Regions from separate parts of the Homo sapiens genome. Here all the other regions are linked to region 3. A link is a loop called in an ENCODE intact Hi-C map of the cell type or tissue named here. Cell type or tissue: Calu3. All regions are shown on one strand.

Evidence for each region. A loop is a pair of places that touch in the nucleus more often than their neighbours do. Peaks named below come from ENCODE experiments on the same cell type or tissue, not always from the same donor. Only the 100,000 strongest peaks of a DNase experiment are listed, where the experiment ranks them.
Region 1: a loop joins it to region 3, with 9 times the contacts of the local background. A loop is called at or near these places in 2 of 110 quality-filtered maps.
Region 2: it touches region 3 in a loop (7-fold over the local background); 14 of 110 quality-filtered maps call a loop at or near these places.
Region 4: a loop joins it to region 3, with 9 times the contacts of the local background. A loop is called at or near these places in 6 of 110 quality-filtered maps.
Region 5: a loop joins it to region 3, with 8 times the contacts of the local background. A loop is called at or near these places in 27 of 110 quality-filtered maps.
Region 6: it touches region 3 in a loop (2.6-fold over the local background); 3 of 110 quality-filtered maps call a loop at or near these places.

Annotation. Positions count from the first base shown.
Region 1 is chr6:86,172,911-86,177,910 of GRCh38, reverse strand. No RefSeq gene overlaps it. Among named protein-coding and RNA genes, the nearest start is that of SNHG5, 500 kb to the right of the region's middle. In Calu3, a CTCF peak has its summit at 2,531 (motif pointing right); a DNase peak (open chromatin) is centred at 2,580.
Region 2 is chr6:85,755,065-85,760,064 of GRCh38, reverse strand. No RefSeq gene overlaps it. Among named protein-coding and RNA genes, the nearest start is that of SNHG5, 79 kb to the right of the region's middle. In Calu3, CTCF peaks have their summits at 2,668 and 2,872 (motif pointing left); no DNase peak of the experiment used is centred here.
Region 3 is chr6:86,934,510-86,939,509 of GRCh38, reverse strand. HTR1E (5-hydroxytryptamine receptor 1E) reads right to left here and starts at 1,982. Exons shown (of 2, transcript NM_000865.3): 1 at 1,687-1,982. RefSeq lists enhancers at 1,088-1,642, 1,643-2,198. In Calu3, a CTCF peak has its summit at 2,301 (motif pointing right); a DNase peak (open chromatin) is centred at 2,279.
Region 4 is chr6:86,855,078-86,860,077 of GRCh38, reverse strand. No RefSeq gene overlaps it. Among named protein-coding and RNA genes, the nearest start is that of HTR1E, 80 kb to the left of the region's middle. In Calu3, a CTCF peak has its summit at 2,921 (motif pointing right); a DNase peak (open chromatin) is centred at 2,947.
Region 5 is chr6:85,921,023-85,926,022 of GRCh38, reverse strand. The region is part of intron 4 of LOC101928842 (a long non-coding RNA gene); the gene reads right to left. Among named protein-coding and RNA genes, the nearest start is that of SNHG5, 240 kb to the right of the region's middle. In Calu3, a CTCF peak has its summit at 2,914 (motif pointing left); a DNase peak (open chromatin) is centred at 2,872.
Region 6 is chr6:87,027,182-87,032,181 of GRCh38, reverse strand. No RefSeq gene overlaps it. Among named protein-coding and RNA genes, the nearest start is that of CGA, 65 kb to the left of the region's middle. In Calu3, a CTCF peak has its summit at 2,309 (motif pointing right); a DNase peak (open chromatin) is centred at 2,241.

The sequences.
Region 1 (5,000 bases), 760 kb after region 3:
AGCCAGGAGCTAGCATGATACAGAGAACCCCCATTTAGAGGACCTGCAGCAAGAAAAGGTATCCCTATGTTCATAGAGAATTAGTAGCAGGTATTTTATACATGGGAGAATATGGGAGAAAATAACACTCATTAGCAATGCAATGCATTAGAATTATTCTAATGTGAACTTTAAACATTTGCAGATTATATTTTAAAAATCAGTAAATAGTAGAAAGAGCATGAATTATGAAAGCAATACTTCTGCCTGAAAACCCATGACAAGAACGATATGGAGTAAAAGAAGAAAGTTGGCAAAGTCTGGACAATACAGCAAAGAAAGTCATCCTGGGCTATGGTAGAGGTAACCTGGTTGAGCATTTCCACTGATTTTTTCAGTGGGAATAAACTGGAAGTTAATATCAGAACTCCAACATGTGATTGATAAATGTAAAGTCTGCTGAAGCAAATGCTTTAGTAAAAACATGTTAAACTTCTGGTCCTTATTGCAGTTGTGGTCATTCTCCACAAATCTTTTATTTTCAAAATGCTAAATAATCATTATAGGAAGCTTCATAGACAACTATCCAAATTGCATAGATTGAGATTCTGGTCAATACACTGGGGGAAAAAACAAAACAAACAAAATAAAACAAAGGATAGAATTGGAAAAAAAATATGCTTCCCAAAATGTCTGTTTCTGACTCAAGGCACAAGTTAGATTACGTTTAGTAAAATATCAATCATACTTTTGAAAACTCCAGTAAAGAACATTTCAGACCATGACTTTAGAAGATATTATTTTTAAAATGGCATTTCTGGGTGAGTTAGTACATGATCTTGACACTTGTTTAAAAAAGAGAAATCAACAACCTATTCAATCACAGTGTTCAACAGTCAGCGGTTTCTAATGGCCCCTGGAATACTGAAAACTCTGTTTACAAACTTAATGCACATTTCTAATTCATTGACACATTTGCCTAATAGGATAGATGTAGGACTTAACCGGGTTTCTGCATAACGGTGCTCAGTTATACTTCCACATATAACAGTGCTCTTACTGATCCTGAAAGCCTGAAACAGATTTCATGATATATCAGCTCTCTCCAATTACCTACCCAGATGCTCTGAAAATCTCAGAGGTTTTCAAAATGAAAGTTATTTTAAAGCAATTTATTTTGTAAAGATACACATCTCTTAAGAGTTTTTTTTAATCTGACACTTGCAAGAAAATTTCACAATTTGAGAAAGACTGAGAGTCACCTTTTAAAAGTTTCACACCACTAAAGTTTAATTAACCTTGTGCCATGCATATGATGGAATTTTAAACAGATAAGCACTTTCTGCCTTGAAGATGCCAACCTCTCTGGGGCAATTGGACACCATGTCACCGGGAGCTCATGGACCACTCTGTGGTAGACTACAGTGTCAACTGCATGTGGCAGATGACCACTAGAAGGATGCAGTCTCAGCCTCAGATGAGAAACAGCCTTTCAGAATGCTGATAGATTTTTTTTAGTTCAACTAACTTCTCTAGGAAATAATTACGTAGAATCAATAACTTTAAATTAAAGAATAAAGGTTGTGAGCAAAATTCTACAGAGGAAACTCCTGCCACACCATTGCTTTGTAAAACATTTTTATTTTAGGATATTTTGGGGTGGACAAGAGAGAGTGAGTGGAGAAAGGATACACATTTAAAATTCAAGTGTCCTATCCCTTGCTGCAAGGTTCTGAACTTTCTAAGAACACTTTCTAAATATAGGAAGATTTGACATGTTTATAACTACATATTTTCTAGGGAAAAAGTATAAGGTTAATTACACTCTCAAAAATATTAATATTCCACAAATGTCAATAACCACTGCAATGTGTGGTCTAATTTGTGATTTCAAGGTTTGCAAAGTGTAATTCTGCTCAATGAGAAAGACTATTTTTTAAAAAAAGCAGAAAGACACGCTTATGATCAATGTGACACAGGCACTTGGTCCCAGAAAAATGTGCTCATCTTGTAGATCAACTACATATTTCAGGCTTCTGCAAGTGTGGACAGTAAAGGTTTTGAGGTTATGTCAGAGGCTAGCCCATGGCCAGACATTCCTTTTCTTGGTACAGGGTAACAGCACAACAGTACCCAGATGCCCTGAGAGATTCTCCAACAAAATGCTTTTCACAAGCATGGTGCCACAGCTCTGAGCAGAGCAATCTCATTGACTCAACCCTTCACATAGTAGAAAACATTTTCTGGTTGTCCTTCCTCGTGCAACTCATGGATCCTCAAATGTGGGCGGCAAGCCACCCAGGCACTGAGGCAAGAGACAGAGGACACGAGCTGTTCCAGTACAATAAAATATAAAACAAGAATAGTTATACCAGATATAGATCTTAGATATGATTATATATGAATATCATTAATCATTAGTTTGTAGCAATTACTTTTTATTCCAATATTATAATAATCCTCGCTCTATAATCATAGCCTAGGAAAAACCAGGCCATAAAGAGATAGGAGCTGAGGGGACATAGTGAGGTGTGACCAGAAGACAAGAGTGTGAGCCTTCTGTTATGTGGGGACAGGGCCACCAGAGGGCTCCTTGGTCTAGCGGTGATGCCAGCGTCTGGGAAGACAACCGTTGCCAGGTGGACCATGGTCTAGCGGTAGCGTAAGTGTCAAGGGAAAACACCCGCTACTTAGAAGACCGGGAAAGGGAGTCTCCTTTTCCCCGGAAGAGTTTAGAGAAGACTCTGCTCCTCCACCTCTTGTGGAGGGCCTGACATCAATCAGGCTTGCCCACAGTTATCCAGAGACCTAATCATCTCCCTGTGATGCTGTGCTTCAGTGGTCACACTCCTAGTCCACCTTCATGTTCCATCCTGTACACCTGGCTCTGCCTTCTAGATAGCAGTAGTAAATTAGTGAAAGTACTAATAGTCCCTGATATGCAGAAATAATGACGTAGCTGTCTTTCTCTCTGTCTCCTCTCCCTCTCTGCCTTGGCTGCCAGGCAGGGAAGGGCTCCCTGTCCAGTGGACACGTGACCCACATGACCTTACCTATCATTGGAGATGACTCACATTCTTTACCCTGCCCCTTCTGCCTTGTATCCAATAAATAACAGCGCAGCCAGACATTCGTGGTCACTACCAGTCTCCGCGCATTGGTGGTAGTGGTCCACCGGGCCCAGCTGCCTTTTCTTTTACCTCTTTGTCTTGTGTCTTTATTTCTACACTGTCTCATCGCCACACACAGGGAGAGACCCACCGACCCTGTGGGGCTGGTCCCTACACTCAAAAGCATTTTTTGAGCACTTAATGAGATCATTGATGGGTCATTGTTTGGAAAAGTTGAAAGTGCTGAAGAAATGTCAACAATCAGTCCACCAGTCAGATGGTAAAAACAGAAGGTTTACAATACACAGAATGAGGCTCAAATTTCACCTCAGCCTCTTACTAAATGTGTGAACCTGGGTTCCTTAAAATTTCCATTTCCTCATCTTCAAAGTAAGTCTCATAGCTTCCTTGTCATGCTTCCAGATTTATTCAATAAATAATCATTTTTATTAGTGCTCTTCATATAAATGGACTTTCTACCTGTTCTGCAAATGACCTGTTCTGCATTGAAGCCAGTAACCAGCCACCCAAAGGCCTAGAAGTCAGGCTTCCCTGAGCCAATAGGTTTACATGTGACCATTCATCAGAAAACGATGGACAGGCAGAAGAGGACAGGAAGAAAATAATGCTATAGATACACTTAAAAGTTACACTCATTTAGAAAGGCTTGGCTAAGAATGAAATCTCCTTTCATAATAGTGAATTTAAAAGAAAATTTGCTTTCATTTATAAACTCCAGACTAATAGATGCCCTTACAAAAATAGTATTGGACATTTAAAAACTATTACAGCTTTTGTTAATGAAATCAGGTTTCTTTGTATAACAGAGATAACACAGTGCCAGTCTGATAGGGAGCCAGTTAGAAGGCAAGTCTTATTCTTGCTCTCTTCAGTCCCATCCAAGCATAGATGGAGGTAGGGGTCTTTGTCTTACACACACACAACCTAGACTCCACTGTTTATCTCAGGTGGTTTGGAAAGTCCTGAGATATTAAAGAGTAATAACTACTCTCTTCTCTTAAGTATTCATCCATTCCAAAGTATTTATTGACCATTCACTGTATGTGAGACACTGCTCCAGATGTTTGGATACATTTGTGAATAAAGCAGAAATCCCTTCCCCTGTGGAGCTTGTAATCTATTAGAGGGAGAGAAACAATAAACAACAGACCTAATACATGAGTAAAGCACATGATTTGTTAGAGTATGGTAAGAGTTATGGGAAACAGAACAAGGTGAGCAGGGTAGGAGGGGTCAGGTGTGTCAGGCATGGGTTGGGGCTGGGCTGCAATTTCAGGCAGAACAGTCAGTGAAGATCTCTTTGAGAAGTCACATTTGAAAAAAGACAGGTAATTTCTGGGAGTAGAGCCCCTCTGGGCATGAGAAACAGCCAGTGCAAAGGCAATGTGCCTGGGATTCCCAAGGAAGAGCAAGAAGCCAGTGTGACTGCAGTATAGTGAGCAAGCAGGAAGCTGTAGGCAATGAGGTCAGAGAAGTAGTAAAGGCTGAACCTTCAGGACCCTGTAGGCCACTGGAATGGACTTGTGACTCAGAGAGCATCCTTGCAGATCTTATGGCACAAATGGGTCCAGATACCTCTGCATAATCAGTAGTGACCCACTGGGGCTGATGTGGAAGGATAGCCTCACCTGAACAGACAGGAAGTATAAAAAATACAGGTCTTGTGTAGGCAAGACATGACTGGAGGTTGCACAAGACCAGCTAGGTGTCTGGATTCTGGTGCTGCTCCTACCCAGCCTGTTCCTCCCGGAACCTGGTCACTGGTCTCACCAGCCCAGAGAATCCCTTCTAATCTCAGCAGTGGGGAAGAAGCTGGCTGTTTCTCATGAGGCTTTTCTTCTATGCATCAAGATCTCTCCTCTTCCCCCTTCTTCAGGTATAGGTTTTGTG
Region 2 (5,000 bases), 1.2 Mb after region 3:
GATAAATTCCTCGACACATACACCCTCCCAAGACTAAACCAGGAAGAAGTTGAATCTCTGAATACACCAATAACAGGATTTGAAATTGTGGCAATAATCAATAGCTTACCAACCAAAAAGAGTCCAGGACCAGATGGATTCACAGCCAAATTCTACGAGAGGTACAAGGAGGAACTGGTACCATTCCTTCTGAAACTATTCCAATCAATAGAAAAAGAGGGAATCCTCCCTAACTCATTTTATGAGGCCAGCATCATCCTGATAACAAAGCCTGGCAGAGACACAACCAAAAAAGAGAATTTTAGACCAATATCCTTGATGAACATTGATGCAAAAATCCTCAATAAAATACTGGCAAACCAAATCCAGCAGCACATCAAAAAGCTTACCCACCATGATCAAGTGGGCTTCATCCCTGGGATGCAAGGCTGGTTCAATATATGCAAATCAATAAATGTAATCCAGCATATAAACAGAACCAAAGACAAAAACCACATGATTATCTCAATAGATGCAGAAAAGGCCATTGACAAAATTCAGCAACACTTCATGCTAAAAACTCTCAATAAATTAGGTATTGATGGGACGTATGTCAAAATAATAAGAGCTATCTATGACAAACCCACAGCCAATGTCATACTGAATGGGCAAAAACTGGAAGCATTCCCTTTGAAAACTGGCACAAGACAGGGATGCCCTCTCTCACCACTCTTATTCAACATAGTGTTGGAAGTTCTGGCCAGGGCAATTAGGCAGGAGAAGGAAATAAAGGGTATTCAATTAGGAAAAGAGGAAGGCAAATTGTCCCTGTTTGCAGATGACATGATTGTATATTTAGAAAACCCCATTGTCTCAGCCCAAAATCTCCTTAAGCTGATAAGCAACTTCAGCAAAGTCTCAGGATACAAAATCAATGTACAAAAATCACAAGCATTCATATACACCAATAACAGACAGAGAGCCAAATCATGAGTGAACTCCCATTCACAATTGCTTCAAAGAAAATAAAATACCTAGGAATGCAACTTACAAGGGACGTGAAGGACCTCTTCAAGAAGAACTACAACCACTGCTCAATGAAATAAAAGAGGACACAAAGAAATGGAAGAATATTCCATGCTCATGGGTAGGAAGAATCAATATCATGAAAATGGCCATACTGCCCAAGGTAATTTATAGATTCAATGCCATCCCCATCAAGCTACCAATGACTTTCTTCACAGAATTGGAAAAAAATACTTTAAAGTTCATATGGAACCAAAAAAGAGCCTGCATGGCCAAGTCAACCCTAAGCCAAAAGAACAAAGCTGGAAGCATCACACTACCTGACTTCAAACTATACTACAAGGCTACAGTAACCAAAACAGCATGGTACTGGTACCAAAACAGAGATATAGATCAATGGAACAGAACAGAGCCCTCAGAAATAATGCCACATATCTACAACTATCTGATCTTTGACAAACCTGAGAAAAACAAGCAATGTGGAAAGGATTCCCTATTTAATAAATGGTGCTGGGAAAACTGGCTAGCCACATGTAGAAAGCTGAAACTGGATCCCTTCCTTACACCTTATACAAAAATTAATTCAAGGTGGATTAAAGACTTACATGTTAGACCTAAAATCATAAAAACCCTGGAAGAAAACCTAGGCATTACCATTCAGGACATAGGCATGGGCAAGGACTTCATGTCTGAAACACCAAAAGCAATGGCAACAAAAGCCAAAATTGACAAATGGGATCTCATTAAACTAAAGAGCTTCTGCACAGGAAAAGAAACTACCATCAGAGTGAACAGGCACCCTACAAAATGGGAGAAAATTTTCACAACCTCCTCATCTGACAAAGGGCTAATATCCAGAATCTACAATGAACTCAAACAAATTTACAAGAAAAAAACTAACAACCCCATCAAAAAGTGGGCAAAGCATATGAACAGACACCTCTCAAAAGAAGACATTTATGCAGCCAAAAGACACATGAAAAAATGCTCATCATCACTGGCCATCAGAGAAATGCAAATCAAAACCACAATGAGATACCATCTCACACCAGTTAGAATGGCAATCATTAAAAAGTCAGGAAACAACAGGTGCTCGAGAGGATGTGGAGAAATAGAAGCACTTTTACACTGTTGGTGGGACTGTAAACTAGTTCAACCATTGTGGAAGTCAGTGTGGCGATTCCTCAGGGATCTAGAACTAGAAATACCATTTGACCCAGCCATCCCATTACTGGGATGAATTATAATACCCAAAGGATTATAAATCATGCTGCTCTAAAGACACATGCACACGTATGTTTATTGCGGCACTATTCACAATAGCAAAGACTTGGAACCAACCCAAATGTCCAACAATGATAGACTGGATTAAGAAAATGTGGCACATATACACCATGGAATACTATGCAGACATAAAAAATGATGAGTTCCCGTCCTTTGTAGGGACATGGATGAAATTGGAAATCATCATTCTCAATAAACTATCCCAAGGACAAAAAACCAAACACCACGTGTTCTCACTCATAGGTGGGAATTGAACAATGAGAACACATGGACACAGGAAGGGGAATATCACACTCTGGGGACTGTTGTGGGGTGGGGGGAGGGGGGAGGGATAGCATTAGGAGATATGCTAAATGACGAGTTAATGGGTGCGGCACACCAGCATGGCACACGTATACATATGTAACTAACCTGCACATTGTGCACATGTACCCTAAAACTTAAAGTATAGTAATAATAAAATTTAAAAAAACAGTTTACTGAAGTTGAAATTCAATGTGTAGGTCTAAATTTTATTTCAATTTTAATTCCTCCAGAATTGATGCCTGAAATAAAACTTGCTTTGAAAATGGAGCTTGAGTGCCCTCTTGTGATGGAATAGGCACTTAAATTTATTGGTAAATATTTTTCAGTTGCATATGAAATAATTTGAACCAAATCATTTAGCAAACACAAAATGCCCTCTATTGCTAGGCCAATTTATGTCAGTACATTTTAGTGAGGGAAAGACAAGTACCTGAAAACTTGGTTAGTATTAATAGACAATATGAATAATTCACAATAAAATGCTGTTCCTTTTACGGTACTGGTAACTCAAACAAAAACTTTGTAAAATAGAGTCTCTTTCAACTCATCATCAATTAATTGTCTAGCAAGTGCTCTCCATTCCTGCTTTGAAACATAGACTCACAAAACAAGAGGAAGTCTTGGGACCAAGCAGGTAGGCTCTGATGTGCTTCCACTCCCTAGCTCCCACTGAATGAAGTGCCCGTTTTCGAAGCATCAATCGTTTGATCCTGAACTATTTATGTCAATTGTACTTGTTTTAAATTTGTCTAATTAAATAACATACAGATGAATTATTCATTGAAAAAGAAAGAAAATGTTGTTAAAGAAAACTAAGTTGGATTCTTTGGGATGACTTCAGGAAAAGATAATTGGAGAAAAAGACTTTCTTTTGAAACTACACAGACAAGAAAACTATAAAATATAGAAAATAAAGTAATAAAAACTTCAAAAAATTCTAAACCTAAAAGCCTCACATCAGCAAACTGCTTAAAAATAATTTTTAATAAAAGCCTTCACCGGCCGGTCAAGGTGGCTCACGCCTGTAATCCCAGCAATTTGGGAGGCCGAGGCAGGTGGATCACCCGGGGTCAGGAGTTTGAGACTAGCCTGACCAACATAGTGAAACCCCATCTCTATTAAAAATACAAAATTAGCCGGGCATGATGTCACATGACTGTAATCACAGCTGCTTGGAAAGTGGAGGCAGGAGAATCGCTTGAACCCTGGAGGTGAAAGTTGCAGTAAGCCAAGATCACATCATTGCACTCCAGCCTGGGCAACAAGAGCAAAACTCCATCTAAGAAAAAAAAAAAGGCTTCACTCTCTATCAAAAGATTGGTAAAATATTCATTTATATATTTTATTCTAAAGTAAAACATTTTAGGTACTTATTGTCTTTTGAAGGATTCTCCACTTAATGAACTTTTTTGATTCACTAACACTAAAGGGTTTTTTCTTTAGATGCTCATTTTTTATATACATGTATATTTAGATAAAAACTTCTGTGGAATGTATATATGGTCTGATTCTAAAATGAACTTGGGTCTATATGACCTGAAATACAAAGTCTGTCTGTGGTTAAAAATCAAATCATAACATCTGGCATTATCTGGGAATATTTGTGTAAACTTTTGACCCTTAAAAGTACACTGCTCTTACACTGCTGACCTCAATATATGGTATAAAAGCTTTATTCTGACAACTGCCTGGAATTCTCACAAAAGGAGGGCAGAAAATTTGGGTATATTAATCTTTAAGTAAACCCAAATGACTTATCTGCAAGTCTGAGCATAGTTTTTCATGGTGACAAGACCAAATATAGAATCAGATAAGAGGGCTTCTACTTCACTTTTTACATTGTTTTTAATTATCCAGAAAATGATGAATATAATAAGCCCAAATTGCTGTAAATGGCCAATATTTCTCTGAAATACATTTATTTTAAAATTTTTGAGCACCTACAATGTACTCCTTCTGTTTTTCCCTTGAATTTACACATGAGCCTCAGTAACAGTCACATCTATTATCAGATTTTAGTAAACAAATTTCCTACTTTGGACTTCATAAGAATTGTTAAAAGATAAAATTACAACAAATATGGTTTTATAGATCCTATGGCTTTTATTTGTGATTCTAGAATCAGGCAGCAGTCTGGACAAAAATGGTTCAAACTGTTCTGCCCCATCACATGTGCAGGTTATATTTACAGCCATAGAAAAGTAAGTGATATACAGAAAATGAAAATGAGGTACAGTGACATCTAGATTAGTTAGAATTCAGTGTTCACCTGAATTCAACTTCATTTTTACAGATGGCTGCCTATGATTGACTGAAACTCAACTGCTGTGATTGGCTGAGACTCAGCTACTTTTTACAAGAGTGGATTACAGTCTGTTGACACAAGTTAGATTGCAGTTTACTCT
Region 3 (5,000 bases):
CTCAATTGAGATCTATAGCAATCCTTGGAGCTTCTGCAGCCCATGTCAGGTGATGATGACACAATAGTTAAGTTCTATCAACAATGATGAATCAGGATTTGAGTGAGTTTCTCTATATAGCTCTCTTAGTGATGAAATACCTCTATGCAGCAAAATAGTTAGTGGTGAGGTGCTATGCAATTTTAGAAATAAGCAACATACTCTGTTTTAAATATGATACAGAAACTGAGCTGAGTCCCACTTAGGAGGTGGGCTTCATCATCACAACTCCGTGGGCTGGAGGCTAAAGCTCTGAAGGGAGGAAAAACAGAGGCAGGCATATTTTGTGCATTTGTTAAATGGGCCTCAAATGCCTCCATTCATTTATTTGTTGAAGACAGGGTCATCTCATTTAATTCAGCAGGAAAGCAACTGTACCAGAAAGAGAAAAGCTGTCTCAATCTTCTCTGTATTTCAAAGGTATTTCACATATGCTCCTCATGAAGGAGACCGCACAGGGAATCAGACCCACGTGCCTGCTTTGCCTCTCTTGCGCAGGATTAAGTAAGGGAAGCCCCTGATTCACAAGTGCATCCTGGCTGTTTAAGGTTATGCATATTGTGTCTGAATGTACAACTATGATAAATATATATTCTGGAGCAATGTTAAATTCAGCTTAGGACGATGTACTGCTTAGAGCTTTGAGGGAAAACATAAGAATGATAAAATGAGCCTAAATTATTTTGGAAAAAACACTGCTCCCCCAACCCATTTGACGATCTATTATTTCCTCCTGGGCTGCTCCCTCCCCAAGAGATTTGGTGCAGGAGGCAAGGAAGGACAATAAGAAAGGTTAGGAAGAAACACCTTGGGATGCTGACACCATCTGCCTTATCCTTCTAACTCAAGGACAAGCAGCGTTGGGTTGAATACAAGGTCCTTTCTTCCAAAACTGGGCACAGGCAGAAATATACATATAGATGCAAAACCACTATGATCCTGTGATAGGAGCTGGAATCACTTCCCTTTAGACTCAATTTCCTTTCCTTTTCGTTAGGTAGGGGGTCAGCCTCTCACCTTGCAGTATTGGGTGGAGATGGCTTAAGACCAAACTTCTCATCTTAACTCTTACTTCCAAGATTTATTTTGTATTTTAAAAAAAATGAGCCTGCCTCATTACCTCCACACCTGGGCATTTTGTTTATCAGGACTGAGCACAGTATTATTTTCTGAGGGCTGGAGCAACAGTGCAGTCCTTTCTAATCAAAGGTTTTTTAATCAGCTGGCTTTGAAATCACACAGTTCTTCCGGGGTCCCTGGAGCACACCACCTCCCTGTGATTTCTACTCAAGTTTTCCCTGGCCCCCCCCAGCACCCGTTCCATACCTATTTAATCTTTAAGCTGCCTCTAATCCTTTTGCAAGGAAGCAGGATGAAATGCTCAAACCACAGTTATACACAATGTTGATTCTCAGGTTCACACATTTGAGGAATTGTTTGAACAAGAAATGCTCTCTGTACTATAATCCAGGGTGCAGGCACGGTGCCCGGGCGACCCTCAGTCTCCCTCCGACACCCCGCATCCCAACTCCCGCCGCCTTTGCGCCTCAAAGCTGGCAAACATCCCCAAGCCAGAGCTGGAGTACCTGGAGTGGGTGGGGGTAAGAAGGGAAGCCAAGGTCGTCCCGGAAGGTGTGCGCCCCTCACCTTGTGGACGGTGCGTGCAGCCGCGCCGCACTGGGCAAACCGGCACGTCCAGCTGGCTCCAGAAGTCTCACTCGGAACCCGCTCCTTTTTCTCCTGAGCTGGATCAGAGCACTGCTTCTCTCAACATTCGATTCTGGAGTACGTTGAGCCCAGGGCGTTCTCCCCGCCAGCGTCCTTGCCCGCGCCAGTGCCCGCCGGGGTGCGGCGAGACAGAACCTGGGAGCGCGGCGCGCCGGGCAGCCCGAGGCACCGCTGGTGGCAGGCGCTGCGCTTCGCCGAGTCTGGGCGCCTGGACTGGAAGAGGAGGCGAGAGGGAGAGAGCGGGGAAGAGGAGGAGGAGGAGCAGGAGCAGGAGCATGGGCAGGGGCAGTCTGCTAAATCATCTACGCAGGTCGCAGCCTCCCGGGACACCGTGAACGGAGAGGGGGGTGGTGGGTGTGGGATGAAAAGATGAGCCCGGGTGTGAGGCAGGTGGTATTGTGAACTGGAGGTCGCAGCTCCGAGGTACTCCAGGTCTTGCTTAGGTTATAAAAGAGAAATTCTGGAGCTGATGGCGCCTTAGGGCTCCCGGTTGCAGACACTAGAGGGCAGGGCTGTCCATGTTATAAACCGGGCCAGCGGGGTTGGAGGTGTGGGCAAGGGACTCACCTCCTGAGCCCCTTGCCGGCCACAGCCCTGGCGGAGAAGGGGAAAATAGATACAACAAGGGGGCAGACCCTACTCCCTTCTTCTGTAGCGAGCCTGGGTTGAGGAGGGAGAGGAACGGCGGGAGCAGTTGACGGGTTTGCACGCTTTCTCTACGCGGTTCCAATGGCAAACAGACCCTCTGGAGGTGCATTTCTTAGCCCTCCTCCAGGGGAGATTACAGTCAACATCCACAGGATGCCTCAAGGAGAGAGATTACAAGGAAGGGGTGAGGGAGAAGTGGACGAAAATTGGGGTGGGTCAAAGTGGAAGGGGGGAAGAGAGGTGGGGAAAGCAGTGAAGAAAAGGAGACGGAGAGTGGAGTGGTTGGGGCTGAAAGACCTGCTGAAGCAGCCTTGCCATTTTTTTTTTTTTTGAGGGAAGTCTACCTGGGCGCCATCTCAGGTTGTCAGAGGGCTTTGTGCTCTTCTGAGGGTGCCAGGGGCTGTTCTTTTTGTTGTTCTGCTGCCGCAAGGTCAGAAAAGTTAAGCTGGGAGGGACTTTGCAGAATCCTGGCATTGCTAAAAGAAGCTTCCTTACGGCTGGTTGGTTATTCTCTGTGGAGAACTTGGGTGACTCAACATTGAAGCCTAACATGGATTGAGCCCCTGCCATTGTAAAAAAGAAAATCAGATTGTTCAAACTAGCCATAAAATGAACTAGACAATCTTATGGAGACAGTATGATCTGTAGACAGCCTGATACACAAACCTTAGAGTTGAAAGGACCTTGGAAACCATGTAGGCAACTTGGGTAGCTGCCCCAAACACCTGCCTCACACTTTTCTTTCTGGTTTGTAGCCTTATGGCTGATTTGAAAAACACTTTAAGTTATTTATTTATTTTTTGAAGTTTGACAATTCTAAACCAAATGAAACCCTTCTTCAGTTCAAAAAGCGAGCCTGTGTGCCCTTCTCCTGCCTTCTAGAGCGCCTCTCAAGGCCAGCAGGGGTTGACTGATGGATTATCAGGGGAATTTCACTGAACAAGAGAAAGGAAGGTTGGTAAACTATAGTCTTAAATTGTGATTTGCTTCTGTTAATCCCATTAAACTGAGAATAGGCTTAAGTAGACTGAAGTCTAACAGGAGGATGAGGTGGAAATATGTTTTCCTACTAAAGATGACACATCTTGAAGTTTGTTTGATGATAAAGGTGTTATGTAAAAATAAGCAGAACAAGAATCATTCCTCATTTTAAAAAAGAATCTTATAGGACTGAAGATATTTTAGATATCCCAAGAGAGTAAGTAAGGACATTGTTCTACTCTTGCAAGTTTGGAGTTCCTCCAAAATATAAAGGAAATATGAGTTTGTTAAATTGCTTTATTTAAAATTGATTTACCTATTTTTTGGTTATTACAACATAAGGAACTATGGAAACAAATATTATACACTTGGAAACTTTCCTGAACATACCTCAGAATACCCGCTTTTTGGCAGATGTTCAGCTTTATGAAGTGTCTGATTATTTTCAAGCTATTAATTAACTTCTGGCATATATTCTACCAGTTTTAATAAAATCAATGCTCTCTTAATCAAGAGCTGCTAATTCAATTTGTATTACCCATTTGAGTTTCCAGTGGCCTCTATGAGTGCTTTAAGATTGCAGGTATATGTAAATCACATCCCCATTTCATAATAGAGAATTCCTTGTCAGTTAGAAAAACTATAAGGATTGCCTGGAGCCCTGGGCATCTGGCATAAAAAAGTCATCAACTTGCAGCGGGAACTCAAAAGTCACTATGAAGAAATTAACTTATCAAATCCACTCATTCATTAATTCAAAAAATGTTGGTAAATATCTACCACGTTTGAGGCATGGGGCAACTTCTAGGACTAAAATAATGAAGGAACAGTTTATTCTCTCAGTGGGAAGACTAATTCCCAAACTAGTAAATCCATTCCAGAGTAACAGTTTGGAGAAGGGGTAAGTACAGGATGTTATGGGAGCACAGAGGAGGGCAATCTAATCCAGGTTTTAGGACCAGGGAGTAATTTCTGGAAGTGGTACTGACAGTGGTGATGTGTATAGATGGTGGGGTGGTTGATAGTGGTTGGGAGAGGGAAAAATCATGAACAATGGATTCCCTCTATCTCCAAGACAATCCTAATTACATTTGTTAATTTTTCACTTGGATGCTGGAACTTCACATTAATAGATGAGGAAGCAAGCATGCACATGGTACATTTTTCTGCTAGAAGTAAGACTACAAGTTTTGTGAGGCAGGAGCTGTTTATAACTTGTTCATCACACGATTACAGAGAAGAATCAAGATTCTGGTTGACATTGTCTGTCATTTCCTACCTCCACCACGGAAGTGGGAATGAAACATGAAGGGAAGGCATTATGGTGGCGAGGGAGCTCACATTTCTGAGCTCACACCATCCTAGGTGCTCTCCATACATGATTCCACTAAACAATTTCAACAACCCTGTGACATGGTTCTCTCATTTTACTGTTGATTTCAAAGACTGAGCTTCAAATTGCATTTTATGTCTGTGGTGTGACAGAGGCTAGAGGGAGAGAATGAAATGTTTATAGGTAGGTTTCAACATTTGTCAGCTTTCAGGAAGTTATGCTATAGTAACCAAGCATAACCCCCAAATCTCAGTGGCTTGCTATGGTAGAA
Region 4 (5,000 bases), 79 kb after region 3:
GGTCTATAACTGAACCCACAGTATCTCTAAGTCATGCCTGTAACCTTTATCTCTAGAATTTCTATTTTTGCAATTGTGTCTATTTCTTTATCAAACTTCTCACTTTGTTCATGTATTGTTTTCCAAATTTTATTTAATTTTTAATGTGTATTCTTTTAGTTTACTGAACATCTTTAAGATGATTATTCTGAATTCTTTTCAGTCATTTGATAGATCTGTATATCTTTAGGGTTGATTATTGGAGCTTTATTAGTTTATTTTGAGAGTGTTATGATTTCCTGATTCTTTGTAATTTTTGTGTCCTTGCATTGTTGTCTGTATATTTGAGGAGACAGCCTCCTCTGCTGGCCTTTACAGGTGTTCTTTGGCAGGGATAGACCTTCACTGTTTAGTCTAACTGTGATTCTGAAAGGGCCAGCTGCTAATGACCCTAGGCAGGCAGAGCTTTTTGTGGGCTCTCTAGTTGGCTGGGCTGCTGCCTTAATTCTGTTTTTAGCTGGGGCTCCTGGCTAGGTTCCACTGCCCAGCAATATCACTGGTTGGGCACTGGTATAAGGGGGAGCTGCTGGCTAGGGACTGCAAAGCTTCTGGTCAGGCTGATAATAAGATGTATTCCCTGGCTGGATAATTCTGCTATTTGGGATCTGCAGTTGGGCAGGGCTCCAGGCTGGGCACTGAGGTTAGGTGTAGATACTGCTTGGGATAGACAGAACCAGAGGCCACGCTCTTTGAAATGCATGATTGAGGATTCCCTCCTTGTCCCAGTGGAGCTGTGTGACAAGCTTTTGGCTGAGTTGAGTGGCTGTTTGACTTCCTGGATCAAGTAGGTCTGGCGCCTGTGCTTCTCCAAAATGTGCTGAGGTAGGAGTTTCCGTGCCTTGGCAGGATGGTTGAGTGGGCTTTTGGTCTGAGTGGAACTGCTGCTTGACTTCTCCAGTCATGCAGGCCTAGCCACTGTGCTTATCTGCAATGGGTGGAGTTGGGGGTCTCCCTGCCTCAGTGGGGTCACTGGGGTGGGCTCTGAGACTGGGCATGAAGACTAACCCTCTGGGGAATCAAGCTAGGTTGAACTTCCTACTGTGCTTCTGAAGACCATGAGGTCAGCTTCATGTTGATTTGTGTCTTCCATCTGGTTCCATGGCTGGCAGAAATGCAGAGGTACCACCAAGATCTGTATGCTGGTCATTGTGACCTCTGCTTCCTTCCTTTGTTTTTACCTGATCCTGGGCAGTCTAGCTGTGCTATTACCTACCCACAGTGTTCCTCATGAAGTGAGACTGGAGTAGCCTTCCTGGGAATTATATGAGATTGTTAGGGAAGCTGGATAACTGTCTCCAGTTCTTTTTTCCCCCAGTAGAAACTTTGGGTCAAGGAGTTCCTCTCCGTCTGGCATTGTGGCAACTTGGGGGAGGGAGAGGAGCAGTGCAGTCAAAGTGAGACTGTTCTTCTTATCGTTTTAATTTGGTTTTCATTCAGTTTGGGGGACTATGTGAGTTCTATCTAAGTAGTAGGATTTTTGAAAAGATGTTCTGGCCTGTGGATAGTTGCTAGTGGATCCTTCTCTTGGCTGGGTAGTGAAAGTGGAGCCATAGACTTCCTATTCTACCATCTTGCTGTTGCCACCTTTAGAAAGTCTTCCAAATTCTTCATATGTAAAACAACAACAACAACAAATCTTCCTTGATTCTGCCATTTACAATAACATAGATGAACTTGGAAGACATTATGCTAAGTGAAACAAGCCAGATACAGGGAGACAAATACCACATGATCTCACTTATATGTGGGGTCTAAAAAAACTCACTTCTACTCTCCATAGAAGCAGAAAGTAGAATGGTGATTACTGAAGGTGGGGAGGTGGGGGAAATGGAGAGATACTTGTCAAAAGGCACAAGGATGTAATTAATGTAGGATGAAGAAATCTAGAAATCAAATGGGCAGCATGAGGACTATAGTTAATAATACCGTATTGCATACTAGAAATTTGCAAACAGAGTAGATTTTAGGTGTTCTTATCACACACACTAAAAATGGTTAACTATGGGAGGAGATGAATATGTTAATTTGCTTGACTGTAGTATTGTTAATCAGTTCATTATGTACATAAAAAACCTCTCCTTGAGCCCTGTATTCCTCCCTAACTAATGCAGTTCTCTTTGCCTCTTCATACCCAAATTTTTCCTCTTTCACCTCTCATTGCTTCTCAACCCGTTGCACCCTCTCTTAAGTTACCAAGTCAGGGAAAAACCTCTCACTAACACATACTCTTCCATTTGCAACAACATGAACCTGGGCATGCTTCCAGTCCACATATCCTTGTCCTTTTTAACTTTCCAGTCGTCAACATTTTATACTGTGATTACTCTCTTTTTGAAGACTTTGCTTCCCTTGCTGTTTGTGACCCACCCTGCTCTAGTTTTTTGTTGACTCTCTAGTCACCCCGCTGTCTCCTTTGCAAGGCATCTTTCTGAACATCCCTGTGATGTTGTTGTTCCTCAGTTAGCCCTCCTTTTTACCCCACACCACACATGTGCCCCACTTTCACCACACTGACTCCCACAGCTTCAATTATCGTCTCTATGCCACAGATCCTCTGTTTTTAGTTCTGACTTTGACCTCTGCTCTCAGCTATAGACAAGTATTTCTAATTCCATATGTCCAAATCTGAAGTCATCTTTTATTCCAAGCCTGTTCTATTTTTAATTCCCCAAGTTAGTGACATCACCATCCATTCTACTGCCTACCTCCAACAGATTATCAAATCTAGGAGATGCTGTTACAGTCTTAAGTCTTTCCACTTTTCGTTATTCCTGCTACAATTACTACTATTTTTCCTCAATATTATCTTTCATCTAGAATACCTCAAGTCTCTCCAAAGCTTTTACTGTCTTACCTACTTTAGTTGATCCATTCCCTACACTGCCACCAGAGGGAGCCTTCCACAGTATAAATCTGATGATGTGAGCAGATTAAAACTCTTTGATAACATCTATTGCTTAAATAATCAGTCCCGTGGCTCACAAGGTCCTTCATGACATAGTCCCTGTTAATCAGTTCAGGCATCTCTTCATTGATTATCCCCTTGCACTTTATTTTCCAGGAATACTAAAGCTAAAGCAGTTTCTAATTAGTGAATAAAGCATATTCATGCTCTTCCAAGACTATCTAGTAATAAATAAGTGGATAAATATTGTCTTCTCAATTGATTAATAAATGCATTTTCTTCTTATTTGGGGAAAATTTACATATGCTATTACGTATATTATGTATATGATAAAGTAAAAACCTGTGCATACCCACTTTAAAAACATGTATTCTTTGGAATGTACCTATGCTCAGAATTGCAGGAACCAAAGGTTAAATAGGAAACTGAATAAAATTCAAATAAAGTTGTTTTGTTAGGTTATGCTGACAGGGTGGGAGGACTGATGTAGCACTTAGGCTGTCATTTCCACATCCTGCCAGATATTGCTAATTAGCCATGGCATTCTTTTATGAAAAGCACAGACTCAACCTCATAAACCTTATCACAAGCAAACTGGGAAGCCACTGCCAGTAGGAGTGGCTTCTATTATGAAGCCTCTTTGCTGTTTTTATTTGTGGTTATGGCAAGCAATTTTGTCCTGAGGACTTGAGGATAAAAGAGCCTGGAGAAGTAAATGCTTTCTTGAATTTTCTGTCTCATTTTTTTCCAATAATAAGGGACATAAGAATTTGCTGTACATTTTTTTCAGTCATAAAGGAATCCCAGTTCAGATATCTTTAAACAGAGTATGCATACCCTTGAGGATATTTGAAGACTTTCCAGGGGTATATGGCTTGGACAGCTTTAAGGAAATCATTCTGAAGATGCTCAGCTTCCATTGTGTCTCTTCCTTAAGCTGATCTATCTGAAAACCACTCCTGCAGTCAGTATTTCTCCATTCCTACCACTCTTTTCACAATGGTCACCTCCTACTTTACAAAAAAAAAAAATGTGCACCTCTCATCCATCCTGAATCTTATGATGCATTTCCCAGGGTATAAAAAAGTTAGGGGCTAAAAAGAGGAGTGTTTGAATATGTAAAGCTCCTGAATAAGAGCCTTTGGTTAAAAACATATTTACATAAGCAATTGCAATGAAATTATATGTATTGTGTATATATAATAAAATTATATACAAAAGATACATGTGTATATGAGAAATGCCTGATTTTATTTAGGTAACAAAATCATGGAAAGGCTCTAGCTAACCTTTTCTCTGTTTATGTAAATTAGAATTAGAATTCAGAAGTAGAATGTGTGTTATGGAGTACATACTGACTTTTTTTTGAATTGAAAAATGTAAGTTTGGCTTTGTATGGCAATAAATCTGATTTGACTAATATGCTTGACCACGAGAACTGGCTTTTCCAGTGAGGTTTTATACAGCAGATGTTTCACAAATTGTTTCAGAAATATGTCTCATAAACATACAGCAGACATGTTTCATAAGTTGAATGGGCTAAATCTGCAACTTCAAGTATATTAATATATTTAGATCTTATACCTGATATGCAATATACTAGAAATTGCATCTTTTGTAACTATTAGGTTTGAGATAAATTTAGATGTCAACTTAAAAACATAAGGAAGTGTATAATTTCTTTAAATTGTGGTGTCAAATAAGTTGACATTTTATGTACATTATAAAGCAAGTTTAATATTCCATAATATGTTTAAAACAACAAAATTATGCTTTGAATGATAGAGCTCTTGAGTACTTTAGGGGACTGCGGTGTTATGATATACATTGATTTTCATCCCCAGTTCCTGGCCCATAACACCCATATCCCTGTTACAGTCTTTTGCGTTATAATGTTGGGTATGTCAGGCCTCAGGGGCAGGCCTCTGAACTTCCTCTGCCTTCTTTCCACTCTGACGTTCCCCCCTCTTTCTGACTGTGGGTCTTAAGACTCTCCCAGGAGTGGGTCCCACACTAAACCTGGGAGAAGGAATGGCGATGTCATGAGACTTCCATA
Region 5 (5,000 bases), 1.0 Mb after region 3:
TAAAATTCATGTGGAACCAAAAAAGAGCCTGCATAGCCAAAGCAAGACTAAGCAAAAAGAACAAATCTGGAGGCATTACATTGCCCGACTTCAAACTATACAATAAGGCCATAGTCACCAAAACAGCATGGTACTGGTATAAAAATAGACACACAGACCAGTGGAAGAGAATAGAGAACCCAGAAATAAACCCACATACTTACAGCCAACTGATCTTTGACAAAGCAAACAAAAAAATAAAGTGGAAAAAAGGCACCCTATTCGACAAATGGTGCTGTGATAATTGGCAAGCCACATGTAGAAGAATGTAACTGGATCCTCATCTCCCATCTTACACAAAAATCAATTCAAGATAAATCAAGGACTTAAATCTAAGACCTGAAACTATAAAAATTCAAGAATGTAACATCAGGAAAACCCTTATAGACATTGGCTTAGGCAAAAATTTCATGACCAAGAACCCAAAAGCAAATGCAACAAAAAACAAAGCTAAATAGGTGGGACTTAATTAAACTAAAGAATGTTTGCACAGCAAAAGAAATGGTCAGCAGAGTAAACAGACAACCCACAGAATGAGAGAAAATCTTCACAATCTATACATCCGTCAAAAGACTAATATCCGGAATCTACAAGGGACTCAAACCAATTAGCAAGAAAAAAGTAAACAACCCCATCAAAAAGTGGGCTAAATACATGAATCGACAACTCTCAACAAAAGATATACGAAAGACCAACAAGCATATGAAAAAATGCTCAATATCACTAATGATCAGGGAAATGCAAAACCACAACGCACTACCACCTTACTCCTACAAGAATGGCCATAATCAAAAAATCAAAAAATAATCGATGTTGGCATGGATGTGATGAAAAGGGAACACTTCTACACTGTTGGTGGGAATGTAAACTAGTACAACCACTATGGAAGACAGTGTGGAGATTCCTTAAAGAACTAAAAGTAGAACTACCATTTGATCTAGCAATCTCACTACTAGGTATCTCCCCAGAGGAAAAGAAGACATTATACGAAAAAGATACTTGCATATGCATATTTATAGCCACAAAATCTGCAATTGCAAAAATGTGGTACCAGCCCAAATGCCCATCAATCAACGAGTGAATAAAGAAAATGTGGCATGTATGTATACCATGGAATACTACTCAGCCATAAAAAGGAATGAAATAATGGCATTTGCAGCGACCTGGATGGAATTGGAGACCATTATTCTAAGTGAAGTAACTCAAGAATGGGAAACCAAACATTGTATGATCTCACTCATAAGTGGGAGCTAAGTTATGAGGATGCAAAGGCATAAGAATGATACAATGGACTTTGGGGACTATGCGGGAAAGGGTTGTGGGAGGGAGGAGGGATAAAATACTGCACATTGGCTACAGTGTACACTGCTTGGGTAATGGGTACACCGAAATCTCAGAATCACCATCAAATAATTTATTCGTGTAACGAAGCACCAACTGTTCCCCAAAAACCTATTGAAATAAAATAATAAAAAATATTTAAAATTAAAAATTAAAAAATAAAAGTTATAATAGAAAAATAAAAAAGAAAAGTGGTTGGAGCATAGAGGATGGTAAAGTTATAAAATAGTAGAGTTGTAAGTAGGTAATCATTCCCAAAGAATAGACTGCAGAACGGTCATGAGGAATGTGAAAAGACAAAGAACAAATCTGAGAGCAAGCAGGCCAAGGACAGCACACCAGCTTTCATCTAATCTGGGTTATCAGCCCTTGCTGTCTCAAAGAAGAGCTGTGAAAACACAACATATTGAAGAGGACACAGAGCAACCAGGATCTCAGACATTCATGATAGGAGAATATAACGATGCAACCACTTTGAAAAACTGGAAGTTCCGTAAAAAAATGAAACATACATCACCCCCCACATCCCAGAAGTTCTACTCCTAGGTATTTGTTTAAGGGAAATGAAATCTTATGACAGCAAAAAGATTCCACAAGAAGTTTCATGGCAACTTTACATATAATAGCCAAAAACTAGAAACAACCCTGATGTCCATCAACAGGTGAATGGATCAGCAAAATGTGATACAGTTATACAATGAAATACTAGTTGGTAATATAAAGGAAAAATAGATTATAAATAGATAATTAGATAGATAGATAATAGAGACATAGATATGCATGCAACAGGGATGAATCTCAACATTGTACTGAGTGAAAGGGAAGAGTTCACTTAAGATCTGAGCATTTCATTGCATGTAAGTTGTATCTTATATCTATCAGATTCCGATCAGGAGACAGAACCACACAGTAATTTGAACAGGGGAAGTTTAATATAAAAAATTATTAACTATAAACGGGAATTACCTACTAATAGATAAAGACAAGCTTAAAGGATAAATACATAGAAAACATACATAGCAATCAATACCTCTAGCACTGAAGCACAGCACCTAGGCATGCATCAAATACAGAAGAGGCCTCCAGAGCTGAAATCCAAACTTTCACTGGGAAGGACACCATCCACCTGTGTGGAAGTTCATGCAGATGCCATGCTGGTAGAACTTACTGAGAAGCTGCCTTCTGGGATGCTGAAGGAAGCCCTCAACAAGGTGTTGTACCTCAGAACTCACTGCAAAGCCTCCCACAGAGATGGTGAGCTGGGAAACTACTTCCTTGGTTGCTAGGTGAAGCTGCCCACAGAAAGATGCCATGCTGCAGAGCTCACTGAGAAACTACCCATAGGGGTGGCCCAATAGGAAGCAATCCCCTGGGGTGCTAGGGAATGCTGCCCATGGGGAAGTAAGTATCAGCCAATTGTCCTATATGCTCCTGACTCATGCACTGCAATAGCAATCGCGCAGAGCACACTAGGAACCAGAAGAAAAGCCCTTTCATCCTCCAGCATACATCCAGTGCCCTCTAGTGACAAAATTTAACATTGTGCCAGCTGATAATGAAAACATGCTTCAGAATCACAAGCAGGGCAATGAAGGATAGATCTAAAACTGAGAGGCAACAAATAGATAACTAACACATGCCTCAAGGAGATGAAGAAGGGGGCGGGAGGAGAAGAGGAGGAAGAGGAGAAGGAGGAAGAAGAGAAGGTCATCTGTGGGATTTGAGGTATGATGGAAGATCAGAGACTTAAACAGAATAGATATAACTGGCTAAACATGAACAATAAATGATAGCTGGTGAACCTTGAGTATTTGCAAAGAGTGTACTAGGCACAGTATTTTGTTTAGTAAAATATTTCTAGAAGTTAGTTATTGTTATTCTCATTTTGGTGAAGAAACTGGGACTCAAAGGGGATGGACAACTTACCCTAAGGTCACACAACCAAATGGTAATAGACCCAAAATTTTCACCCAGAACTCTGACTCCAAAGCCTCACTACATTGCATCTCCTCGATGATATATAATCATTCCAATGCCAAAACGGAAAGTCAAGATTCTGGTCCCCCCAGTAATTGCTTTTATACTTATCCCTAAGTCTGTCATTGAATACAAGAAGCTACAGGACTGGTTTCAAGTGGTGCTACATTTTTATAATCTTAGTGCAGAAATGGAAAGAGCAACTTGCCCATTCACCCAAGACTAACAACTGGCATGAAGTGAATTGCTTCTGTAGACAGTAAACAAGAGTAAGCTGGTATTTTTTTCTAAGTCAACTTTAGGACAGCTTTTCAAACAAACACACATTGCCTTTATTCCCAGGACAAAAACCAGAAACTCTAATAGTCCCTGGCTGTTATAATTTGATGCTTAATGTACTTCTATCTATGTAAGCCGTATCACATACCTTTCTAATAAGGCAAGGAAGAGTGAATAACATCAATTATATCACGATTGTTTCTCTTATAAAGTTAATTAATATTAATAATGGTTATTTATATTGGAGTTACCATTATCATCACCTTATATCATTCAATATTTATTCTGAAAGTCAAAGAATTATAATGTGGGTGGAAGGGTACTTGGAATTGTCTTGTTTAATCACCAGTGACCTATGAGTGCATGGCGAACTGTTAAAAAAATAAGCTAATGCTCTCTACTCAATTATTATGCCATAACTGAATCATAATATTTATTCACTTTCTCCCTGAATGACTTTATCCAATTTCTAGACTTCACATATCTATGCTGAAAATTTCCAGATTTGTATTTTCAGCACTGAACTCTCTCATGATCCAGATTTCTTATATCTTATTGACTACACAGATCTCAAATATGCTTCTCAGATTTAACAATTCCAAAACAGAACTTTCTGTCTGTTTTCCTCCAGTCTTTTAGAGCTAATGAATGGCATTATTATCCACCTACTTGCTCAAGCTGAAAACCTAGAGGTCATTCTTGATTCTTTTCTTTACCTTATCACCCAAATCCAATTCATCAGCTAGTCATACTATCCCTACCTCAAATAATGTATTAATATATCCATTTCTTTCTAGCTACACTACCATCTTCCTAGTCCAATTTACTACCATTTCTCATTTAGACTATTGATATAGAACTGCTCAACTTGCTTATACCTATGACTGTCCTCAATTCATTCACATTACTGCATGCTGCCAAAAACTATCCAAAAGATTCTTAATGCATTAAGAATAAAATCCACACTCTTTATCATGGCCTATTAGTTCAAACCCTAATTGCCTCCCTGTATCAGGATTCAATCAGAAAAGAGATCCACTATAAGTGATATAGAATAAAGTTTATCATAAGGGTTTGATATTGAGCCCCTAGCAATTGTGAGAGCTAGTAACGATTCTATATAAGGATGTTGCTTCTATATCTGATGCTGGACTGGAAAGAAGGATGAATGGGAAATGTGAAGTGGGGAGAGCAAGAATGAACTGAAACCTGAAAGGATGAGCTGAAGCTCATGAATATGAACTAAAACTTGGATCTATCTTTTGCTACATTCAGGCCTCAATTTCAACATTGTGGGTGACTTGCAGAGGAAGCTAACACTCTTTGTCATAGATTTAGGCCACATACCTGGCATAGGATTAGGA
Region 6 (5,000 bases), 93 kb before region 3:
GTGAAGAGAACCAGCTCTGCCATTTACTGGCTACAGGACCATGAGCAAGCTACTTAGTTTCTATGAGTCTATATATCCTCAACCATAAAATAAGCACAGTGATAGCATTCATTCATTAATTTCTTCATATAATTATTGATCATCTATTATGCATCAAATCTACAGGATTATAGTGACGATTATGCATGAGAAGTGCTTGTCAAAGTGTCTGGGACGTGGTTAGAACTCAATAAAGGTTTTAACACCGTTATTATAATTAGTGGTAATATTTTGTCAACATGGTGTAGGTGAGGTAGATGAACCTGTGATTCAGCCTGAGACACATCCAGTAGACCAGAGGAATGGATATATTTAATGGTCTACATTAACTGTGGGGACATTTTCCAGGCTGAAAAGATTCTGCATTCGGGGAAGGGGAAACTTTGAATAGAGCCAAGCAACAATCAGAACGTCAGCTTTCAGCCAGGTGTGGTGGCTCATGCCTGTAATTCTAGCACCTTGGGAGCCTAAGATGGGAGGATCGTTTGATGCCAGGAATTTGGACCAGTCTGAGCAATATAGTGAGACCCTGTCTCTAGAAAAAAAAAATTAGCCAGGCGAGGTGGCGTATGCCTGTAGTCCCAGCTACTCAGGGGGCTGAGGTGGGAGGATCACCTGAGTCCAGGTGTTTGAGACTACAGTAAGCTATGATCATGCCACTGCACTCCAGCATGGGTGACAGAGCGAGACTCCTGTCTCTAAAACCAACCAACCGACCGACCGACCGACCGACCGACCGACCAACCAACCAACCAACCAACCAACCTCAGCTTTCATCCCAGATAGGAGGCACTCAATCTATGGGCAGGGCAGTGGGGAAGGGGCTCCACGCTTACCACATGGACACGAGGTTCTACACCATGAGGCCTGTTATTAGGTGTCTATTGGTATTATGAGCTACATTGTGGCCCCCGCATCTCCAAATTCATGTGTTAAAACCATAAGGCCTCACACCTCAGAAAGTGACTGAATTTGGAGAAAAGGTCCTTAAAGAGGTGATTAAGTTAAATGAGGCTGGTAGGGTCGGCCCTATCTGATCTGACTGGTGTCCCTACAGGAAGAGCAAATTTGGACACACAGGGAGACACCAGAGTTGTGCGTGCACAGAGGAAAGACCATATGAAGATGCAGTGAGACAGAAGCCATCTGTAAGCCAAGGAGAGAGGCCTTGGGAGAAACCAAACCTGCTGACATCCTGATCTTGAACTTCTGGCCTCCAGGATTGTAAGAAAATACATTTCCATCATTTAAGCCACCAGACCATGGCATTTTGTTATGGTAGCCCTAGAAATGAATACAGCCATTGGGCTGGGATGTGAGGGACAGGTAGAAAAAGGGTGGGGGGTGCAGAAATCAAAAGAGAACTCTGGGACTAGGAGCCAGGGTCCTCGGGGATAGGAAGAGGTGTGATACAGGGAGCATAAGGTCTCAGATCTGACTGGCAGCAAAGATGGCTCAGGAACGCCCTTTAGGGTGTTCAACATGAGTAGATGGTGGGTCTCAAAAGTGGTTGTTTGGGAAGTAGGGCCTGGTGGGTCTTCATATGGGGAATGTTTTGATAAACTTGTCTATGAGAGGCTGGGAAACCCAGGGGCTCCAGAGATGATGTGTTGGTGGTGGTGGGAGTTGGTCATGGAGGGCTATCAGGGATTTAATTGGTTATAGCATTAGGCTAACCATAATTTGGTTTATTGTAGGGGTCATGATTTTTCTTTGGGTCAAAAGTATGATATTTATGCCATGCAGGGTGTTCAGTGTGTGTGCATGAGTACGTGTGTGTATAAAATTGTATGGGAACTAGGAATGTATTTTAGTTAAGTTCACTTGGGTCTTAAAGTTATCTGACTGGTTAGGGCATTTACTCATATTTTTATGTTGCCTGCACTTCTCAATAGACCATTCTTATAGAGTCTGATGCAATCGGAAAATTTAAAAATAAGAACAAAATTCACTTCATGATTATTATGCTTCGTAAATTAAATATTAAGTGAAACTGGTTTACCCAGTAATGATTTGAAAATTTACCCAGTAATGATTTGTTTTGGGTTTATATTATTGGCTTAATGTTTTTGATGCATTTTTGTATTTTGTGTAGCCCTTTATTTACTTATTTTATTCCCCAAGTCAGCCTTCCCAGTGTTCAGGCATATTATGAAGCAGATTAGAAGGTCATGCAGAAAGAATTCATATGTACACTGGATGATAATGTTATGGCCAGTAGGGGGCATCAAGGAATTGTCATAAGTACAGGCTTTGATTAAAAAATACTTGCATTTTAATTGCCAAAGCATCTGTTCTAAAATAATTCCAAGATGTAAATGTATATTTAAAGCATCATGTTTACATTACCGAGTGATAATTTGGTCCCAATCAGTATAGATACACCTTAATTATACATTTTAAATAAGAGTGGATCTTATTTATATCAAAATGGTAATTGCTGAATTTTGACACTCAGGAAAAATATAAAGGGTGAAATTTCAAAATAAATAGTATGATTTCGGCTTCTGAAATACTGTTTGTATATATAGCCCCTTCCTCATCTCATAAATGTGGGAATTGAATATACGCTCTCCAAGGTCTAGTTTCAGTATAATATGACAATAATTTTTTATTTGTTTTTCTGGGAACAGCACTGAAAACAGGAGGATTTAGGTGCATCGTGTATCAAACACTGGAGGGCTCTGAGATCAAATCAGAACTTGGGTTAAAAGTGCTGGGCAGTTTCCAGATAGACATCAAATGTCTGACTTCTTAGCATTATTTATCAAATTAGAATCCTTTTAATATCATTGCATTATCTTAGGCAATTTTAAAGATTTTCTGACTTTAATTCCCATCCCCTTCAATCTCTTTTTCTGTCTTTCTATTTTTCTCTCTGGCTTTATAGTTAACGAAAGCACTTTTCGAGTATTACATAATTTAACTCTCACAACAATCTGGGAAGTATTTTTACCCATATTTTATAGACGAAGAAACTTTCCTGATACCATTCAGCTAATAATTTTGGAATTGAAATTTAAACATAGGTTGTCTTACAGCATATTCAATATTCTTTTCAGTCTACCAGAGTGTCTCAAGTTAATTTCAAATATATTACTTGAGAGAAGTAACCTAGTAAACTATGATTATTATTGCATATATTTTCAAGAAGCATAAGAGTTGGTGGAATTAACTGTTCTGATTTCTCATTAGCAAAAATGCTATGGCTTCCTCTGTATCTCCAACTCTGGTTTTATCTTCTGTCTCTGTGTTGGTCTCGTTAGCTTTGGTGCCTTCAAATAGAGAATATGGCCACTGGCAGCTCTGGGCTCCCATTTTAATAATTCTTAGGCACCAGCCATAGTCCCAGGAAAGGACCTGGATTGAGCAGACCTTGGTCACGTGCCCACTCCTTGCTGGGAGTGGCATTCTGTGATGGAAAGCCTCCTTGGAGCCATATGAAATGGGGATGGGGGGAAATTTCCTAAGCTGTTGTCGGAGCTGTTTCCAAAGGAAGAAAATGTTTTCTGACCATGGGCTATTGGTCCAGGGTGGGTGCTACAGAGGTCTGTGGGCAGCTGGGAGCAACAGGAGGACCCTGGTGTCTGATGGTTATCAGAAGAGTAAAGAGCACAGAAAACAAATTTCACTTATTTAATTCCTTTACTGGCATCCAGTCCTGGCTGAATGCAAGCAAGAACAAGTGTAGGAAAGGCCCAAAGAGTATAACAGTGTTAAGGGTTAAACTTCAGAAATACCCTGTAAGGTAGTTTTTGATTGTCAATATAACAAGAGCCAAGGAAAGCAAAACTATGATTCCTGGCTTTTCTTGATAGTGTAGGGCCCATCCTCAAAATGAGGAGGTGTGATGTGCCTCCTCACCTGGGATGACTTTCTGTATTGAGGCTTTTATCAGGACACACAGGCCTGAAAATTCTAGCTTCCTGAAGGGGAACAAGGTGTAAAGCTCACAGAATATAGTCAGGTGGAACTCTGGAAGCTAGGTGAGCCATTTTTCAGATGCTGACTTAGGTGCATATTTAAATATCTTGTGTTAATGGTATAGACCCACATCCTGAAATTTAAGCACACATTTTAGATTATATTGTATTAAATGCAAAGTAAAGAACATTTTGTTGGGAAAGGGTCTTTTATTGATGTTTCTTTATTGCTTGTTTTATGTTTGTGTGTCTTGCTGTTGCAGCTGTTAGGACTCTGGATTTGCAGTATCCTATAATTCAGGTGTGACAGAGGCTAACTAAATAAACAGAAGCAGATTCCTCTCTTTCCCATTTCCTTTCTGCTTCTCTTGGCCTTTTAATTGCTTTGAAAGACAAGGTAGATGGTCTCAGGATCCCAGTCAGCTAAATTCTCCTAGCTCAGTTACTCTCTTTAATCTTGCCTGAAAAGGATGTTTAAGATCCAGAAACTTTGTTAGGACAACAAAATAATTAGTTGAAAATATATGAACCCATAGGATGAAAGACATTTATAAAATATTTAATTTGAAGCATAAATGCACATAGCAAATTATTTAAGCAGTATTATTATAACTTAATTTTGGGTCAGGTATTAAATGCTAATCCCTCTGCACTGGGCTGTGGGCAAAATGAGTGATGCAATGAGAACTCTGTCCTGGACCTAGTTTTCTACCTTCATGGCTCTGGTTCTACACATCTGCTTGAGGTCCCAAGTGTGGACACTCATCTCCACTGTCTTTCTGAACCAACTTGCTCAAAGGTCAGTTGGATTTTCTGCTGTAGTTCCATCAGAGTCCTGCAAGTATGCCTGTATTTGCTTGTTCATTCTTTCTCTGTTCTTAATTGCTATTGCTGAAATCATGATATGCAGGAAATGCAGATTTCATTCTCCTGCCAATTTCTCTTCAAGTGACTTTGAGTGAGAATGACTAACACTAGGTTATGGGAATCTATGCCATTTAACGTGTGGTCCCTAGACTAGAAACATCAACATTACTT